Regions from separate parts of the Homo sapiens genome. Here region 2 is linked to region 1. The links are chromatin loops, found by intact Hi-C in ENCODE. Cell type or tissue: heart left ventricle. All regions are shown on one strand. Links, peaks and the distances in the headings refer to the core of each region. The heading gives the core; the rest is flanking DNA. Region 1 overlaps ITGA8 (integrin subunit alpha 8). Region 2 overlaps ITGA8 (integrin subunit alpha 8).

What was found. A loop is a pair of places that touch in the nucleus more often than their neighbours do. Peaks named below come from ENCODE experiments on the same cell type or tissue, not always from the same donor. Only the 100,000 strongest peaks of a DNase experiment are listed, where the experiment ranks them.
Region 2: a loop joins it to region 1, with 3 times the contacts of the local background. A loop is called at or near these places in 1 of 110 quality-filtered maps.

The regions. Positions count from the first base shown.
Region 1 is chr10:15,569,075-15,573,476 of GRCh38, reverse strand. ITGA8 (integrin subunit alpha 8) reads left to right here. Exons shown (of 30, transcript NM_003638.3): 25 at 1,108-1,266. Among named protein-coding and RNA genes, the nearest start is that of ITGA8, 150 kb to the left of the region's middle. In heart left ventricle, for the core only: no CTCF peak of the experiment used is centred there; a DNase peak (open chromatin) is centred at 1,706.
Region 2 is chr10:15,513,004-15,517,405 of GRCh38, reverse strand. It overlaps ITGA8 (integrin subunit alpha 8), which reads left to right. Exons shown (of 30, transcript NM_003638.3): 30 at 162-3,452. The coding sequence ends at 248. Among named protein-coding and RNA genes, the nearest start is that of FAM171A1, 140 kb to the right of the region's middle. In heart left ventricle, for the core only: no CTCF peak of the experiment used is centred there; no DNase peak of the experiment used is centred there.

The DNA.
Region 1 (4,402 bases), core at 164-4,163:
GATAACACAGTCACCAAGGCCACTCTGATTAAGAACCTCACTGGAAAAAAGAAAAAAAAAAAGCTGTCAAATAATTTAATAAAGCTGTGTGTCCTGGTTTCTGCTCAAGAATGGTGAAACTTTAAAGTTTGAAAATATATTCAGACCCAATCATTCTCAGGGCAGTCCTGCTTCAAATCTTAGCATAAATGTGGATCATGAAAGTTTAGGGTAGCTACTGGTAGTGCAAAAAGCAATCATCAAATATTGTGTACATTGCTAATCTCGTGACTCAAAATATACTATATCAATGGTTGCCAAGCTTCTTTGATAAGGTGAATTAAATAGGCCATCTAATAAGCAAAAGCAATTATCCATTGTTTTATAGATCACTGTAATTTTCAGAACTGAGAAAAAAAGAAAAAGAAGAAAATCCCTGCTGACTTTAAATTTTTAAAACACTGGAATAAATGTAAATGCACTTAGTGTTTTGGGCAAACAATTTTGTGTCCTCCAAGTATAGGATTCACGTGTTAAAAAATGTTCATCTCTTTATGAGATGTGGCCTTTCTTGCCTTGAGATCTGCTGATGGAAACAGAAGGAGCTCAGCTTTGAAACACGCACTCGAAATGAACTGTGGTGATCATGGGCCCGCCTTGGCACTTGATGGATGGACATTCTTCCAGAGGGTGAAAGAGAGTACATCACATATGGTTGCAATTGACAGTCAGTAGTCAAGAAAGCGGAGGCAGATTTCAATGTAAAGAGACAGTCACTAAGTTTTGAAGGCATAAAATCAAAATTAAAATTTCTAGCGCTATGATTAAATTAACATAAATTTAAAACCAGCATCACAGTTATCAGACAAGGGTAGTATGGTCTTCAACTGAGGAAATCCACTCTTAGAGCTTCACAGATTGAAGAGTTTTCTCTAAACACCAGCCCATGATGCTTTCAGAGTGCTTCTTGCCATATCGACTTTGAATTTTCTTATTTTCCATAGTCATAGTCCAGATGACTTAAAACCAATAATACATGCTTTCTAAAATGGGTATAGAGTATATGGAGTTTGATTTTATCTCTCTGCCTTCTGCTGGGTCATTAGATAACATGTCACTTGTTTACAGCTGCACAATATTGGACCAAGTACCATCAGTGACACCATCCTGGAGGTGGGCTGGCCTTTCTCTGCCCGGGATGAATTTCTTCTCTATATTTTCCATATTCAAACTCTGGGACCTCTGCAGTGCCAACCAAATCCTAATATCAATCCACAGGATATAAAGGTAGGAGTCTGGTCTAATCAGTGGCTTTGTTGATTTTATTTTTATGGTATGAAAAAAATACAAACTGGGCTTGTTTAAAAAAGAAGAGTGAAATCGTTTTAAGTTGCTTCAGTGATCATTGATCAGAACTTTTCATTTTATAGTTAAAACACCAAGCCTAATTTAAAATATCCCTTCTAGCAAATTTAAATTTCTTTTTGTTTTGTTGCTTATGGTGACTTGTCATTTATTTCACCCATTTTAATAGGCACCTTTTATTTTTGGCTCAATTAGCAGCACATCCAAACCAAAATCATAAATAGACATATCACATCTGGGAGAATTAGTATAAAATGCTATTTTTAAAGTCTTTTTGGTCTATTGCCAAATTTCGTAAGGATCTTTGCCAAAAGAGGCTCTTCCAGCTGCAGCCCATAGCAAGTGGTGAACCGTGGCAATTTGCCAAGGGCCATGAGAACTCCCAGAAAGGAATGTTCTGGACCCTATTCTTTAATTGAAGCTTAAAGCCTAGAGCCGTGCTTTTCAAACTTCCTCTGAATCACCTGGCTGTCTGTTAAAATGCAGGGGCTGGGGTTGGACCTGAGATTCTGCCTCTCTGCAAGCACCCACCTCCTGTGCCTGATGCCAGTCTGTGGGCCTGACTTTCACAAACAAGGAGTAAGGAGCTGATCCCATCCAGATTAACATCCAAATTTGGCTTTCATGTTTTTCTGTGAAAGAAAGAAATTAATTAGCATAAGCCCTTGAAAATGCCACATTTGTATAAAGAAAAACAAAAGACAACAACATCTTGTAGTCAGATATTGTCCTTAGGAGATAACTTCATGTAAGAACGAACGTTCTCCTAGTAGCTACCAGGACACAGTGTCTCTATTAAAAATGGCGCAGCGCAGGCTTCATGGAATACCCACGCCACCAGCCAAGACAGAGCAGGTCTGCCCCTACCTCAGCCAGTGACACTGGGTCATTGCTCATTCTGAAAGGCATTCTTTTTCAACCCAACATGCCTCCTATTCAAAGGGAAGACTAAAGGGGGTTCATTAGTAAAGGACTTATGAGACAACAGCCTCCTCCTTTATGTAGAAATTATACATAAGGCCACTTGTGTTACACAAGATTCTTTAAAATATTTCCTTCCTGGAATTTTTTTTTCTCATTTCCTCTTTGCTCTTCATTGAGATGATTTTAAATTCTTTAAGGACAGTAGCTTATTATAAAATAACATCTGCAAATGCAAATGTATAACATTTAAATAATTAACACTTTTACATATCCTGCATTGCATTTAACATGTACTTTCAGTCATAGATTCTTTGAGCACATGATTCTGCAGAGACCTCTAACTCTTTTTGAGTGTAATGTTTAGTTTATATCTGACACTATTTATATATGTTTGTATATATTATGTAACTGGTTTAATGTACACCATGTTGGTTGTGAGTTATTTGTTTTTTTGTGGCATACTGTGACTACGATAGTATTAATAGATGACTTGTCTTAAATGTTGACAGATTCTTGCAAACCAAGCCATAGTATATACTAAGCACCTGGTGTTCCCTACTCCCCACTTATTCTCTTTTTTTTTTTTTTTTTTTTTTTTGAGATGGAGTTTCGCTATTGTTGCCCAAGCTGGAGTGCAATGGCGCCATCTCGGCTCACTGCAACCTCCACTTCCTGTGTTCAAGCAATTCTCCTGCCTCAGCCTCCCAAGTAGCTGGGATTACAGGCGTGTACCACCACGTCTGACTAATTTTTTTGTATTTTTAGTAGAAACGGGGTTTCACCATGTTAGCCAGGCTGGTCTCGAACTCCTGACCTCAGGTGATCCGCCCACCTCGGCCTCCCAAAGTGCTGGGATTACAGGCGTGAGCCACTGCGCCCCGCCCCCACTTATTCTTTAATGTATGTGCTTGGAGTAAAATTCTGTCTGAGGCTAATACTTTTAAAAATGCAATTCAATTATGTTCATTTTCCTAAAACTTTCAATCTGTGGAAATTGAATATAAGATTTAAATACAATATAAAGTAATATCTCCCTTAAATAACTAATCATAGCAATTTGTGAATTTTTGAAATTCTAAATTCATAGAGAAGTTGAAATGTTATTACTTTCAGGTTCTCAAAGTACTGTCACCTATACTTAATAAATGCTCCAGAGAGTCTAAAGGAGCTTTTATTAATAGACATTAAAAAACAGATAATCAAGAGAGTTTACATTAGTGACTATAAATAATTGAGAGTACTGGAAATTATTCTCCTCTTATGATGCTAAATAATTTTTTGGTGAAGTTGCTATTAACTTACATGGCAATTTAATTTTTCCTAGAGAATGCAAACGTCATCTTTTCTTGATATGACTTGGACTTTAGTGAAAAACAAATAATCTCTTACCTGTTGTTGTCTTCAACAGAATAGATCTGAGAAATTTTTAATTTTAATAACCATTTTAAATTCAAATTAGCATGAAAATGAATTGCTGTTAAAAAAACAAAACTGTGCCATAGCCAGGCACAGCGATGTTTGTAGCTACTCGGAAGGCTGAGGTGGGAGGATCACGTAAGGCCAGGAGTTTGAGGTCAGCCTGGGCAACATAGCAAGACTTCATCTCTTTAAAAAAATTGTATAGTTAGTTTTATTTTTAGTAAGAAGCAGACAGAGGATGGGCTTACTAAAAGGAACAGGGAGGCAGCAGAAATAACATTTGTCAAGGCAAGAATTCAATTCCAGTATCCAATCTTACTCACCGGGGAAGTGAACTAAGCTTCAATTCCTGATTATTTGGTTCTACAGTTTCTTTACAAGAAGAGTGATCTAGATAGTAAGTGCCTCATAAAACAGCTGCATCTGTGAGTAGTTCATGTCTACACATTCTTCACCCTTTCTGAGGATGCTCCAGTCCCCACTGGACTAGCCCCCAAAATGTCCCAGGCCACCGTGGGCCTGTAAGAGAGGCGCTCTCTCCCCAGCTTTCTAAAGCTGAGGGATTGGCCATTTCCTTCCTACGTTTTCCTCTTTAATCATTCCATTGATTTTCTTTCAGCAAAATCCCTTTCCCTCGTGTTCAGATACACTTTGTAGTCAACGTCCCCTTTCCTTATGTGTTCTTAAGTTGCCCACTTCCCACTGGAAAAATGCT
Region 2 (4,402 bases), core at 109-4,108, 56 kb after region 1:
TTGCAGTGAGCCAAGATCACGCCACTGTACTCCAGCCTGGGGAATAGAGAGCGAGACTCAGTTTAAAAAAAAAAAAATACATAAAGTGAAAATTCTTTGAATGAGGGGTTTCACAGGTTCCCAGAATGACGTGATTTTATAGCCCATCTTTCCCTTTATAGTGTGGATTCTTTGACAGAGCCAGACCTCCTCAGGAGGACATGACCGACAGGGAACAGCTGACAAATGACAAGACCCCTGAGGCATGACAAGAAAAAAAAAGAAGACCAAAGACCTCAAACACTGGTCCTGTTCAAAGAAAAAGAAAGAACATGAGGGTTAAAAATCAAAGCTTTCTGATACCTGACAGTGACCCAGGAAATGGAGGGGACCCTGGAAACATCACCTCATCTACACCGCACTTTGGAGAAATTGTCCTGGGTGCCCAGTGAGCCCTGTTGGAAAAGGAAACACCAAAGCTGGAGAAGCCATCAGCAATTGTGGAAGATTTTCTTTTGCTTTAATCGTTCTGTACTTGGCAGACACTTTGAAATGCGTATGGGAACGTAAGTTGCAGTCCAGATCAATCCAGCATAAGTTGCAGAGATGAAATGTCTGAATCACTATAGAATTTACAAGGTGAACTAAGGTGAAATGACTGATTTACTATAGAACTTAGAACTAAGACCACACCATCCAACACTACTGTATCCAATGGAACATTTGACACCTCCCTATGGAAAAGAAACATTTCTAAGGACATTATGGCTCAGGGAGACAAGCAATATGTTGTTGGTACTGTGAAAGTACTTTTGAAAGGACAAAAATAATCTTGTGAGTGAGGGTGAGAGTTTATTTATTTATTTTCCATGTCTCTAGGTTGAGAATCTGTCATCTAGAGAATTTGGAAATTAAGATTTGGTTAGCTAGTTTTCAAAATCACTCACTCAGTTTCCTCCTAAGAACCACTGTGTGCAGATAACTCATTTAGCAGAGCTTCTTCAGAATTTAGACAGTGCTAAGGAAAGGAAGATTGGCATTAGGAATCAGTTCTATTTAATACCTTGCTGCCTTCCATCTGAAATTCCTTTCACTCACATTATCCAGGGACTCACATCTGCTTAATTTAGCTTTGCAAGATGTTGCATTTATATTTCCTTGTATATCTTTCCATTGACTTAGTTAATACATGAATTTCGAGGTACTCTCTACCTTTGGAGTGTTTAAAAGTCATGGTAAAATGTCTAGAGTTCATTAATTAAAAAGCAATTTAACATTATGGGTAAACATTATTTTTAATATCTATAAGAAGCAACACTTCTTATAGATATTTAGCTTGGGATTAAATACCCGTTTTTCCTGCTATGCCTTGTACTTGTATACACAGAGAAAACATGTTGAATATAACTTAGACAAAAACATAAAATTATACAGGCATGAGCCAAACTGGGAAAACTGATTCCTAAAGATTTTTATTTAAAATTGCTTATTCCAACTTTATTACTTATTTTTACTGCTAATCTTTATAATATGTAACTTTGGAGAATAATCTTTTATTTAAGCTATTTTCCCATCATCTTGAATTTAACCATCACAAATTTTTTATGTTTAAAACTCTTGTAAATAATTCATAATCTTGTAATATTATCATTTTTGAAGTAAAATTGACCAGCCAAATTTATAGGTAGTCTGCACAATTTTGTATCCTTTTTTAATAATGAAAAATTACTATGAAGAAATACTGAACAAATTTTTATGTGCAATATTTTATAGACCTATGTATCTGAAGCATGTTTACACTGGCGTTTTTTTTTTTAATTAATTTCCTAAATGTTAAGTATGATAGAACAAGCTGACCCAAATCCTTAAGTTTACAAAGCTGTTGGAAAACTTTGTGTCCTGATTTCAACAATCACGCTTTGTTTGAAAGATGAGCCAAGCTCACAGACACTAAATTTTATGTCATGCCATAAGCTGGAGAGGAGCCATTTGGCTACAGCTGCGGAACTTCATTGAGGAGCAAATGAAAGGCACATGGACGAGCACGCTGGTGCAGTTCATGTTCTTCCTGCCTGTGAATTGAATACTGTCCTGGTAGCAGTTTCGGGTCGGTCAGGAGCTCAAGGCTGGTTTGTGTGGCTGACTACGGATGAGCACTGAAGTTGCCTCAAAGAATTAAGGGGTGTCCACACCAGCCTCTGGGGGTCTTTGGTGTTAGTCTTCCAGGTAGAGCTGGTTTTACAAGTAGGTGGCCATCTACAGGATGTGATGTGAGCGATGCCAGACAGCTCTCTCTGACCCCAGGTAATGCCCTGAATCTGGTGATCCTGGCTGATCTGTGACCAATAGAGATTAGCTCCTTGGGATTTGGGGTCCTAAAAGGTCCCTGAAAAAATGCACCCCTTGTCTTTAAGCCAACATTGGTGAAGGAACTGAGAACTCTTAGGGTTACATAAAAAAAGACCCCTGTTGAGATAGTTTATGCAGATACCTGGAAGGAACTAGAGATGCCAGGAGGAAGACTGAGACCCAGAATGAAGCAAGGCATGAGGGCTCCAAAGTGAACTGCACCATCCCAGAGTCTCAGCCAAGATGGCCCTTTCCTAGAGGGACGGGCACCTTCCACCTGCCCACAGGCACTGCTACCTATGGGAATTGCAGAAGGCCGTTGTACACACGCGCATGCACGCAGTGGCCCTCTGCCCTTTAGAATATGGAAGCAAAGTCTGGGTGCAGTGACTCACACTTGTAATCCCAACACTTTGGGAGGCCGAGACGGGCAGATCACCTGAGTTCAGGAGTTCAAGACCAGCCTGGCCAACGTGGCAAAACCCCATCTCTACTAAAAATACAAAAATTAGCTGGGCGTGGTGGCAGTCTCCTGTAATCCCAGCTACCTAGGAGGCTGAGGCAGAGAGAGAATCGCTTGAACCCAGGAGGCGGAGGTTGCAGTGAGCTGAGATCGCGCGACTGCACTCCAGCCTGGGCGACAGAGGGAAACTCTGTCTCAACAAAAAAATAAATAAAATAAAAAATAAAAAAAGAATATGGAAGCAAATGGAGAAAGGGAGGAAACTGAGGTCAGGCAAACCTTCCAGCAATCCGTTCTGCCCAGAGAACATACTGACGACAGAGAACACACTGAGCGTTATCTGCTTCTAGTTAGAGCATTGCCGATTGCCTTCATAATTCATAATGTGCTGTGCTCCTCTGAGGGTCTATCTGTATTTCTCTTCAAAGAATTCCCTTTTTAAATTCTTGCAGCTGGGTTTTAAGACACAATAATGGGGCAAATTAAGTTTTATAAACTTGGAGATTTTTATACAGTAAATAAAAAAATAATATGTACTAGTCACCCCTGAAACTGCATTCTTAGAACTCGACTCTTGTTTTATTTAAATACGTGCGTAGATATCTGTGAAGATTTTCATGTACCTATTTACCTTGTCACTAATAAAATTAAAACTGAAAGACTTGATGGCATACTTTCGGTTTATTTCACATGAGACATAACTTTCCCTATTGTGGCCAGACATCAGAGGTTTCTGTCTCTACATCTTAATTCCTTATTAGAAAAACATTTAACATCGGGAGAAATTTAATAGAGCAAAAATGCAAAGCTCCCTGGGAGGATGAAAATGTTCTACTTAGATTTCAGTGATGTTTGTATTAAACTCCGTGAGTGGCCGGGCACGGTGGCTCACACCTGTATTCCCAGCACTTTGGGAGGCCGAGGCAGCGAATCATGAGGTCAGGAGTTCGAGACCAGCCTGACCATGGTGAAACCCCTCTCTACTAAAAATACAAAAATTAGCCGAGCATGGTAGTGCACATCTGTAATCCCAGCTACTCAGGAGGCTGAGGCAGGAGAATTGCTAGAACCCAGGAGGTGGAGGTTGCAATGAGCCGAGATCATACCACTGCACTCCAGCCTGGGCAACAGAGTGAGACTCCGTCTCAAAAAAACAAAACAAAACAAAACAACACAACTCCGTGAGTATAGTAAAAATTATTAAAGTGTATATTTTAAATGAACATGTTTAAGGTATGAGAATTACATCTCAATAAAGACATTAAGAATTTTTAAGTACCTTCTAGTACCTCCACTCTTATACAAGTGATTTCTCCACTGTAGATACATGTTAGCTCCTTTACAAAGCCTTCCCTTCATCTTTGCCTAACTGTACTCCATTCGCGTTTTGTGAATTTCCGTACTTTTCCATTTCTTCCCACGGCCACCTTCCGGCTGAGTGACCCCTCAATGAGAGCAGAAACCACATCATTTCCTCAGTATGTTTCGTATACCTGGCCAACACCTGTTATATAATCAGTGATCAAAACAATTGCTAGAATGAATGCATGAGTATATATACACGCATAGTCATAGTCATATGAACATGTGCTTTTGTCATTCCCTTTCATT